Linked DNA regions of Homo sapiens: regions 2 and 3 are each linked to region 1. The links are chromatin contacts, found by Hi-C or POLR2A ChIA-PET in ENCODE. All regions are on one chromosome and are shown on one strand. Each heading gives the region's core, a stretch centred on a gene start or an enhancer-like site at or near the end of the contact. The rest is flanking DNA. Distances are from core to core; before and after follow the strand shown. Region 1 overlaps LOC124902258 (a long non-coding RNA gene). Region 2 overlaps LOC105376235 (a long non-coding RNA gene). Region 3 overlaps LOC105376235 (a long non-coding RNA gene).

Region 1 (3,697 bases), core at 599-3,098:
ATTTATGGCACTACTATATACATAGTCAAAAAAATCAACCAACAGCAACCCTTCATACTTCCTTTCTCTATCCCATACAGCAGCTCAAGTGGTATTGTATCTGATAATCCCATTTTCCTGCATTTTGATAACATTACTTCCCATTTCTTGGCCACTTGCTACATTTACAAGGAAATTAAAGTGCTTTAATGAAATCTACAAAGAACTTCAAGATTTGGATTCTGTCATGCTCTCCAGGATCATGTTTTTATACTCTGCCAGCCACCTTGAATTTTCATTTTCATATTTACCTTATCTTTAGTATTTGCTGTCCTGAGAGAAATCTCCATGTGCTTATATTAGATCTCACAAATTTTTGTGTATGCTGCCTTGAGTTGGATTCTGTTACTTGCAACCAAAGAATCCTAAATAACAAAATAAGCTTCACAGCATAACTACAGCATTAGTTATCTTGCTTTACCCATTGTTCTAATTTTTCTTACCAATATATCTACTCTTAGCTGAGCTGATGAGGCTGCTGTCACACCCAGTGTGGTCCAGACTCTTCCAGTCTATCTTCTTGTTATGTTCTTGACAGATCTCATCAGCAAACTCTCTCCTCACAGCTCATATTATGCCAAGAGATCAGCCCTACCCATTAATTTAGTCTCTGAATAGAAAGCTGCTGTCTCTCTCTCATTTTTTTTTTCTCTTCTCAGACAAAATCCCCCTTCTGTCAGGAAGAAAAAAAAAATGGTGTGTTTACTATTTACAACTAGTATATGAACTGTTATTGTCCTAGGAGCAAAACCCAACTGGACAGTTTTCTCTTTTCTGTCTCCAGTATATGTAGATTACATAACCCCTTTGAGAACTGTAAAATGGCACACAATGGTTATTATTTATTCTAACTGCAGGGAGGCAGATTTAGGTTCTGGGATTATCATTTGTTTAAATTCATGTTCATTGATCATGGGGGCAGTTTAAGATACAAATTGGTCCTTGGCTCTGACAAGCATGTGTTGCTAACCTGTTTCCTCTTACTGGCTAGTTCCTGACTTTGAGATAGTGGTTTTACCATTCCATCTCCCTTTCTTTCCTTTTTATTCTTTTTTTAAAATTTATAAAATCTGGTAAAGTCCATCAAAACTTGAGGATTGTTAGGAGAATTAACTATGTGAATGGACACAAAAAGCCTAATATGGGATCTTGTCAGTGAGCCATTCAATAGATGACAGCTTAGTTTATTGTCATCAGCATGGTCATTCACCATGCAACCTCTGCTGTTAACAGATTTCAGACTGTAATCTTTTGTTTCTTCTTTCTAATCCTGCACTTCCTCTGACTGTTCCATTTTGGTTCCGAGCAAGCAGGCCGCTTGTGTCTGAATCTGGCCAATCCTGAAATCTCTGCTTGGCTTTGTCAGACAAGTTCAGGCATGCACAGACATGTCCATGAGTTTCTCAGAAGGTTGACTCTGCCAAAGCCAGAACACCACTCCCCCACTTTCCACTGGGTCCTGTGCTCCAAGCTATTGGACATAAGTTTGTGCTTTCGAAACTTCAGTATTTACACGGAATCTGTGCCTCTGATTTACCCAGTGTCCAGCTGCTGATACTTATCTTGAAATTTCTAAGTGCAGGGCTGCAATCAAAGCATCAGGGCACAGAAATGAACAAATAAAGATGTTTGGGGACTGCCTGCTTTTCTCATGCGATTTGCACATTTTTCTTGGCTTGCGTAATCTGAGGAGGCTGGGACCATAGGCCCCTTCATTCCTTGGCCCAGTGGCAGCACATGGCAATGTTACAAATACGGGAGCTGGACATTCAGGAGGGGCCTCACCCCTGCTAGGAAAGCATCCACCTCTGTGCCTCCCAGACAGCGTTGACGCATTCAGACAAGCTGGACAAAGAACGTACAGTCTACATTCCCTGGCCTTTGAAGGGAAGATGTTGCAATGTACAGGCAGTTGGAGTGTTTTGCCTAATTCATCAAAACATTCACATTTGCTAGTAATACAATGCATCTATGATGAGAAGGACTTAGGGGAAGGCACTGTGGATTAAGGGTAAAATGGCTCATGTCCCCTAATTTCTACCATTCGGCTAAGCTTTGAAGCAGCCTCCCTTCATTCATGAAAGTGTTGCAGGGTTGTTAAAAATGCATGGGCTTTGGAACCAGATGGATCTGTGGTTCAGACTTGCTAGCTGTGGGATCTTGGGCAACATACCCTTTCTAAAGCCTCTGCTCTCATCTGGAAAGTCAGGGCAGTAAAACAAAACTCTTAGAGCTTTTACAAGGATTCTTTGAGATAATGTATAGTGATTAGCAGGGTAACACACACAGTAAGTGCTATAAATGAACTTTTATCATTCACCTACTTTTTAAGTGCCTACCATGTGCCAGGCACCCAGCCAGGCACTTAGCATTTCTTTGCACCTCAATTTGATTGGACATTGCAATGGGAGTTGGAACACAAGGAGAAGCATATTTGAAAGAGGCAATGAAGACTTAACTTTAGACCCAGTATCACCTAAAATGAAACCATATGGCTTTGGGCAAGAGATATTTCTCTAGACCTCAGTTACTTCAGCTGAAAAGCAGAGTAACCATTTCTGTCCTAAGAACTAATGAGGAAGGCATAACAATTATTATTACAATTATAATAGATGGCATTAATATAGAGCTTATTTGCTTCTTAGCACTTTCTAAGCATTTTACATTTACTGATTTATTTACTCTTCACAACTACCCTAGGAGAATTATTACACAGATTCGACTAACAAAGGAATTAAGAGACCAAGAAGTTAAATGGTTTATTCATAGATAGTAATCAGAAATCAGCTAGTCTGGCTCCAGAGTCTTTTCCCTCAATCATCACACTTTGTACTTGGTGGACAATAAAACCTTGCATAAATATGAAGATTTATTACTATGCTGGAAAATTCTACCTAAAAAACTAGTATTTTGATCTAATCATTGTAGGCTCCAATATGGTTATTTTTAAGAGATCTGAATCAATTTCTCTATAATTTATTTTTTCTCAGGATTTTATTATAAAAATTTTCAAATAAACAGTATAGTTTAAGTATTTTTATAGTAAACATACATATACCTACCACTCAGATTCTGTAACTAACCTTTCACTATTAATATAATTGTCTTATCACATACCTCTCTCTAGATCTCCCCCCTCTCTCTCCATCAATCTATCTTATTTGTGACATGTTTAAAACTAAGTTGGAAGGCATCACTACATTTCACCCAATTCTCCAGTATGAATGTCATTAATTAGAATTTAATCTACTTTATGATCCATTTTGTTCTTTTCCAAAATGAATTTTAGGTTTCATATCTGCAATGAAGATTTGTAAATCTCAGAAAATACTAAGAAATTAATATTTCTTAGTAAGAAAATACTCAGAAATTGATAAATTAACAACAAACCATGGGACAGTCTACTTTTAATATTGTAAATTCATTAATATTATCATTATTATTACTATTGTAGTTGATTTTCACACCTGATTTTTCAATCCTAACAGCCAGTCTGCTATTCAGCTGCTATTTTTCCTGTTCAGACCTTCCATTTCATCCCCAGACATAATGACTCCTGCTCAATTTTTCCCATTTCCACCCTCACCCTCTTGTGCCCAAATTCAACCACAGTTTGCTCTCTGCCAGACCTCCATATATCCAGTGGGATTCCAATGCT
Region 2 (3,697 bases), core at 356-2,855, 330 kb before region 1:
ACCACTGCACCCGGCCATAACTTTTTTTTTTTTTTTTAAATAGAGACAGGATTTCGTTTGGCCAGATTGCTTTCAAATTCCTGGGCTCAAGCAATTCACACACCTCAGGCTCCCAAATTGCTGGAATTACAGGCATCAACCACCATGCTGGCCATTTGCTACAATCATTTGCACTTGAGTATTGCTCCTGGGCAGCCCTTGAGGAAGGTCTCTACACTTAGAACCAGACACATCTATGTTTGTGTTCCCATTCTGTAACTGAGAACCCCAGTATCTGCATCTATTGAATGGGGTTAATGCTACAGCTTTAAGAATTGCTATATAGCAACTCAAAGCTGTAGTATTAACCCCATTCTATATATATATATTCTTTGTAAGTGCTGGAGGGCTACTCAAGTTTGCTATTTTTATGATTATGAAGAATGTGATCTATTCCTGACATGAGTTATTTATTTAAGTAAACAAGCATTAACTAAGCATTTCCTCTATGCCAGGGAGATAAAGAGATAATGATAAACTGATATGGTAAGTGGTGACTGTCATGACTGGGATAGGTAGAGGATGCTTTTGGATTACAGAGGAGAAATGATTCCCAGTGGCATTGGTGCCTCAGGTGAAAGAATTGAAGGTCTGTGTTTGGATGAAGGACCTTCCAGGCAGAGGTAATAGTTAAAGCAAGACATAGAGATGAGTAATAAATACATGTGGAGGAAAGTACCCAGTCCCAGTGGGAATGTCAGACACGCAGCCCTGTGATCAACTAACCACTGCCTACATTATGTGATATTGTATACAGCCTTGGAAAAGAAGAAGCCAAGGATACTTTATCATGTATGTTGCCTCCTGTTCATTATGTGATAGAGCATGGCCCCCTCCTGCTAACCCCATGAGGATTACAAGAGCTTAGAGAAGTCAGCTGACCAGCATTACATAGATAGTAGAGGTCAAGGCTAGGATTGCAACTACGACCTAGACCAGATGGTCCTGTCCATCACGTTTTCTGCCTTAACACATGTCTCCTCATCTACCCTGAATTGAAGAGAGAAAGGGATGAGAATGCTTTTTCCTGCCATAAGTCTTCCTTTTGTAGTAGACTAGTGAAGGACACTCAGTCTGAGCTGGGTTTTTGCTCCAAATGTCTAAGTTAAGTTGACTGTGGCTGCTGTAGAAGTGGGGTCCCATGAAACCTGGCTTGCTGATTGTAATTAATCACAAGGCAGAAAAGGAGCCCAAGCTGTTAGAACACCCAAGAGGCTGTGGATTAGGAGTTCCAACAATTCACATTTGCAACTCAGTGTCTCCGAAAGAGACTGGAGCTTTGGAAACTCCAGAGCTCAGCAAAGATTCTGAGGCTTGGGAGCCTTGTCCTTTTGGATACCTTACCCCAAAGAGCTCTCCAAGCCCCTGACATTTGGGGGATTGTCAGAGCTCTGGGCCGCCAGAGAAAGGCCCTGTCTCAGAAGCCAAAGTCATCAACAGAAAAGGAATTGAATGAGCAGGTTTTGCAGAGGCTGGAAGAGAAACTGTTTCAAAAATCTGTTGTGACTTTTGCAGACACTGCCTTTCCCTCTGGCCCCATAATTGAATGAGGCTGGTGATGCTTATTCACCTCTTAGTCTATGGCTGAGTCACCTCCTTCTCATCAGAATGTTATGAGTATGCAGAAGAAAGTAAGCAACCTCACAAAATGTTAGAGTGATAGTGGTGTTGGGGGTTATGGTTATTACCCCCAGGCAAATTCCAGAAGAGTCTCGCACCTAGCTACTGAGACAAAAAACAATAGTACATATGAATCTGACCTAGATGACTTAGGCTTTCTTTTGGTGGGAGAGTGAGGGGAATCTATCTGTACAGAAAATAAGACAGCAATGTCTCAGTCATTAGGCTCCCTTTTTTAAGCAAATAAAATATCTATGAAAGTACCTAGCAAATTCTTGGCAAGTACCAGTTGCTCCATATCTTCATATTTGTTTTTGTTTTCATTTTTGTAATCTCTTCTACTCTCTATCCAGTTTCTTTCCTCTGATTATATTTGCAAACCCTAAGTTCTAAAGAGCTACTCTGAGCCAAGGGTCATGTACAAGAATAGTGCTATTGGTACAGATGCAATGAATCTAATCAAATTATTGTTGTAAAGACGTTTCCCATTTCCTTAAGAATAAAACTGAGGCTGAAGGGTGAAATAATATTGCCTAAAGCTACTCGGTAAGAAAGCTGTAGAACTGGAATCCAGATCTGTGAATTTGGCCGTTTGTTGCTCTGTCAGCTGTTCTAACAACTCTGCAGATACCCAAGGTTACAAAGCCAGTAAAATGAATTGCATTTACTCTGGATTCAGAAGTAGTTAGTATCTCAATAAGCTTTTGAGGAGCCTGGAAATTTGACTGCATTTTCAAGGAAACCAATAATATGTTTTCATTTCACCAATTTCTGCAGCACCAATGCTGAATGGCCATTCATTTCCATTACATTCATATTCTCCTCCTTCAAGGAAGGAAGGAAGGAAGGGAGGAAGGAAGGAAGGGAGGGAGGAAGGAAGGAAGGAAGGAAGGAAGGAAGGAAGGAAGGAAGGAAGGAAGGAAGGAAAGAAGAAAGGGAGAGAGGGGGCAGCAGGATGACTCCATGCATGTGTTCAGGCCATGGTGGGGTAGAAGGACTGGCTTAAATTTATCGGTTGCTGGCTCAAGCTCCTAGTACCTGCCTATGAAGCGTGTTGCTGTAAAATTGTAAACAGGAGTAAAATTAGATCTCTACATAAGACCTCTCATCAAGGATGGATAGCAGTGCTGTGCATTTGATCCTACTGAGAGGCCCATTAGGCTCTGAAGAAGAAATTACTCCCTGTCTTAGTGTTAGTTGAAATACATCTAAAGATTAGTTGAAATACATCTAAAGATTGGTTGTGCAGATCCTGCAGAAGTAAATACTGGGCATTTGGAGGCTATAACACATATCAAGAAAGAACATTGAGGTTATAAGGAAAATCTTACTACTAATTTAGCCCAATCTCTTCCTTTTACAAAGGAGAAAATAAAAGGACAGAGCAGGAAAGTGACATGCTCCAAGGTTATACAGTGAGTTATCAACAAAACAAGGGTGGATATCCCAGTTTCTATAGTTAAATTTTATGGGCTATGTGAGCCTTTAGGGGCACCAAGTATCAGTGTGGTTCATTATAGAAGCTCTGTGGACTGGACAGGAGCTGGCCCTTTCTTTTCCATTTATTTTCCATGTTGACATATAATCTAGAAGGACTTTTGTGGTCAACGCTCATTTCTGTGGATAATATTCATTTTCAGTGCCCTCTCTGCCTCTCTTACAGGGTCTGTCCCTTCACCCTGTCCTTCCATAACAATGATTGTAGCTTCCTCTTTTATTTCGTTGGATTTTTTTTTTTTCCACAGAGCTGCACTGGTTGGGTCACTGAAAAGTCTCATTCATTCAAAACCGGAAGCCTAGCCAGGCACAGTGGCTCACACCCATAATCCCAGCACTTTGGGAGGCCAAGGCAAGAGGATCGGTTGAGCTCAGGAGTTCAAGACCAGCCTGGGCAACATAGCAAGACCCCATCTGTATTTTTTTTTTTTTGAGACAGAATCTTGCTCTGTCTCCCAGGCTGGAGCGCAGTGGCATGATCTTGGCTCACTGCAACCTACGTCTCCTAGGTTCAAGAAATTCTCCTGCCTCAGCCTCCTAA
Region 3 (3,697 bases), core at 340-2,839, 290 kb before region 1:
CATGCTTGGGCAGTCTTCATGGAAATGGCACTATGAACCTGTAGACACATTTATAAACACAAAGATATCTCACTTATTTGGAGATTACTATTTCCAGCACAGCCTGTGACCTATGAGTAGGCAGTGAAATGAGAGGATATAAAATAACCCCCAATAATAATACATAGCTCGCATTTATGAAGCTTGCTAGGCACCAGGCACTTTGTAAACAGTTTTTCTCATACATGATGTGCCTAACATTTGCAAAGATAGCGTGCATATTATGCATGTTTCCAATTTTTCTGGTAGAAAAACTGAGACTTGGAAAGGTTAAATGGATGCCAAGGTCTATGAGTTAGAATATGATGGACTAGCACTAGAACTCTAATTCCAAAAAGCCTGCTATTTACCAAATATTTTCAACCCAAGGCTTCTTCCTATGGATAACTAAATGTGCCTACTAAACCAAGTTTTAAATTTTAGTCATGAAATAGCCCCTTAAGTTCCAGAGTAGAGCTCATTTACTCTTTTTTTATATGATAACTTAATGATGATACCTGGTTATCTAGTTGACACATTAAAAACTATAAATTTAATAAGTCATAGTGATGAGGGAATCCAAGAGGTAGGCCTGTGGACAATGTCAGTGAGTATTGGAAAATTAAATGAGAGCGGACACAAAAGAACAAAAACAAAACAAAACATGGAATTCAAACAAACAGAAACAGTCAGTGTGAGAAAATTCAAAGTTTGTTAAATTCAGCGAAATTGTCACTATATTCTGGTCCAGAATGTCACTGTGAAGAGTGACAACTCTGGGTTAAAAAGAAATTATGTTATAGTTCCCATTTTGAAGTAATATGACAGAATAAAATATACTTCAAGGGAAAATAATCTAATTTAAATGACTAAAATATGCACTGGTGCAGTAAATGGCTTTAGCTTATGGAGAGAAGATATTTTGGTACCCACCCTGGCCTTGCACATACATGTTAGTTCTGTGTCCTGGAGTTTCACCACTTTGAGTCATATTTACTAGTTTCTACAGTAGGAAAACTAATTATTTCTGAGGGTCCTTGTGAAGAGGAAAATAGATGACGTGTATAACACGCTCGACACATAGATTATGTTCCATATAGTTGTATTAAATCATGTTGAAAGGTCATTTTTTGTGCCCAAACGGGAATGTTCTGGCAATTGTAAAGACTTTCCAACATGGTGCAGGTCTTGCCTGAAAATAGCATGTGCATGGAATATTCACTCATCATTAGGAGAAGAAAACAGAGAGGGACTTTCCCATTCCTGCGTTATCTATTTCCACTTTGTGGAGAAAGCCATAATGTGTCAGATACACTAACTCTTGTTCTTCATATCCCAGCCAGCATAGCCCATGAGACAGAAATAGCATTCATCGAAAGCCGCAATTACCTCATTTCACTGGCCCGTTTGTGTGAGATGTGCCTTGCCTCACAGTGACTGCATGGGGCCAAAAGTCCAGCAAACAGAGCTGCTGCTTGTCCAAGAAATGGCCCTGCAAACAGGAGAGGACAACATGTTCCCTGAGCAGATTGGGACCCTTGGCTGTTTCACGAGTGTTTTGTTTTTCAGGCCAGAAACAGTGTCTGAAAACTCCTGGGGATTTCCCAAGCCCCATTCGTCAGGCGGCCAGGCTTCCTCTGACATCATCTCTGAGTGATGGGGTGCAGAGAGGGGGTCACGCAGAAGGCAGTCCAGGGGAAGCTTTAGCACGATTGCGGGAAATCAAACAGCTAGTGCTAGAGTGATCAGAAAAACAAGGAGAGCTTTCTGAAAACAGTGTCTGGCACATTATGGACATTCAAGAAGCAGGTCTTGAATGAAACACTGGGAAATCTAATGACTGGAATCCCAACTTATGTGGTCAGTATATGGCAGAGATGAGATTTCAACTAGGGTGACCAAATATTCTTCTTTTCCCAGGACTAAGAACTTTCTATGGATGTGGGAATTTGTGTGCTAACGTTGGGAAAATCCTGGGAAAATTGGGATGAGTTTGTCACCCTAATTTCAATACTGGTGTGTCCTGGCTTCAAAGCTGATGCCTTTAATCATAAAGCAAAAATCTGTCTTCAAGGAGACTTGAGTTTAATAAAAAACAAAACAAAACACAGGAATAGACAACTATCATATAAATGGAAAGAGTATACTTGCTTGAGGAAAGGAGTTAGCAGCTTAGCCAACTGTTCACCAATTACCACCACTTCTTGCTAAGAGCACTGTCATTTGTTTAGAAAATCCTCCCATTAAACATGTATTTCAATGAGCCCAGTCATGGAAATTGCATTCTCCTTGCCAATGAATGGTTTAGGAATGAGCATGTAACATAATTTTGGTCAATGAAACATGTAGGGAGGTCTGATAGGCAGATTCTTGGAAAGGTTTTCATGTTCTTCAAAAGAAACCAACAAAAGCTTCCATCACCCACTGGACATTTTTATATCAGTAGGAGACACTTGTAACTGGGTGGCTGTTTTAGATTTACCAAGGGAACTAAAGCTAGGTTAGAAGATGGGGAAGGTAGAAAGAATGTGAGTCTTTTATGACATTGTTGAGCTGTTAAATTAATTGGCCTTGCAGTCATTTCACCTCCAGACTTGTGAGATAATACATTGTCTTTATTATTGAAGTAATTTGAGACAAGGAATTCTAAAGGCAGTCAATAACATCCTAGTCAATAAAATATCCAAAAAGTAATAGGACAACAGAGGAAGGAGAGCAGCTCATTAGATGATACCATCAGGGATGGTTTCATGAAGGATCTAACATTTGAATCTTGCTGTGGAAGAAGGGTATACATTTAACAGACAAAATCAGACATAGGAAACAACACTAGAAAAACTACAAAAGATGTAGAGCTCTGGGTATAGCTGGAGGAAAGTAAGGAATCAAATTTGGCTAAAGCTAGGTTTTACAAGAGTGATTAATTGAACAGAAAGCAGGAAATGTTCTCAAGAAACAGAACATAAAAAGTTTTGAATTCCAGGCTAAGCAAACTAGAATTTCCTCATAGATGGCAGAGAGTCTGAGGATGATTGGCTAGGATGTCACCCTACATCTTCAGAGAACTACTATTAGCCACTGTTATCTCTCCTTTATTTGAACTCACTTCACATTTAGAGCCATAGTTCTCAGCTTTAGAAACATATTAGAATCACCAGAAGAATATATGAACATGTGTGTGATTCTAATATGGTGATTGTAATATGACTTACCTTGGTTCATACACATACCCTTCAGATGATATATATATAGGGCATGAGCCTCTGCTCTGAAGAGAGAGGCCTGGATTATTATTTTTTTTATTTTTTTGCTCTCTGTTAAGCTATCAGGTGACTTTGAAATGCAATTATGCTTGAGACCCATAGACATGGTCATCTATAATTTTGAATATTTTAACCTTACTTATATGGAAAGTCTCCCATAATGTCAATCTAGAAAACATATCAGAGATTTTCTAAGCAAACACCTTCAATTTTATCTCTAAAATAATGCAAACGCATTGTAAACTCTATAGGGCCATGCAAATGTACTAACTCTTATCACCGTCACCATTATCATTATAATTGATGATCAAAGAAAACACATAGAAATTAAATAATTTATTCAAAGCCAACCTGCACATTAGCATCAGATCTGGGGCTGAAAACAAAGTTTCGGCATCACTTATCTAGCATTCTTT

What was found. A loop is a pair of places that touch in the nucleus more often than their neighbours do. ChIA-PET counts read pairs that join two places held with the same protein, here RNA polymerase II (POLR2A). Pooled maps may share reads with other maps.
Region 2: a map of tibial artery shows a loop between it and region 1 (2.8-fold over the local background). The contact joins two enhancer-like sites. A Hi-C loop is called at or near these places in 1 of 168 maps with a recorded cell type or tissue (tibial artery). POLR2A ChIA-PET finds 5 or more read pairs at or near these places in 1 of 52 experiments (A549).
Region 3: a loop to region 1 is called in a map of ascending aorta, with 11 times the contacts of the local background. The contact joins two enhancer-like sites. A Hi-C loop is called at or near these places in 2 of 168 maps with a recorded cell type or tissue (ascending aorta and sigmoid colon) and 8 of 50 pooled maps. POLR2A ChIA-PET finds 5 or more read pairs at or near these places in 2 of 52 experiments (A549 and AG04450).

The regions. Positions count from the first base shown.
Region 1 is chr9:115,942,888-115,946,584 of GRCh38, forward strand. All of the region lies in intron 1 of LOC124902258 (a long non-coding RNA gene), which reads left to right. Among named protein-coding and RNA genes, the nearest start is that of LINC00474, 20 kb to the left of the region's middle. RefSeq lists an enhancer at 855-2,054. Within about 2 kb of position 1,849, at least 18 of the 41 ENCODE cell types and tissues checked have a DNase peak (open chromatin) inside an H3K27ac peak, as active enhancers do.
Region 2 is chr9:115,614,371-115,618,067 of GRCh38, forward strand. The region is part of intron 2 of LOC105376235 (a long non-coding RNA gene); the gene reads left to right. Among named protein-coding and RNA genes, the nearest start is that of LINC00474, 310 kb to the right of the region's middle. Within about 2 kb of position 1,606, at least 5 of the 41 ENCODE cell types and tissues checked have a DNase peak (open chromatin) inside an H3K27ac peak, as active enhancers do.
Region 3 is chr9:115,648,667-115,652,363 of GRCh38, forward strand. All of the region lies in intron 2 of LOC105376235 (a long non-coding RNA gene), which reads left to right. Among named protein-coding and RNA genes, the nearest start is that of LINC00474, 270 kb to the right of the region's middle. Within about 2 kb of position 1,590, at least 5 of the 41 ENCODE cell types and tissues checked have a DNase peak (open chromatin) inside an H3K27ac peak, as active enhancers do.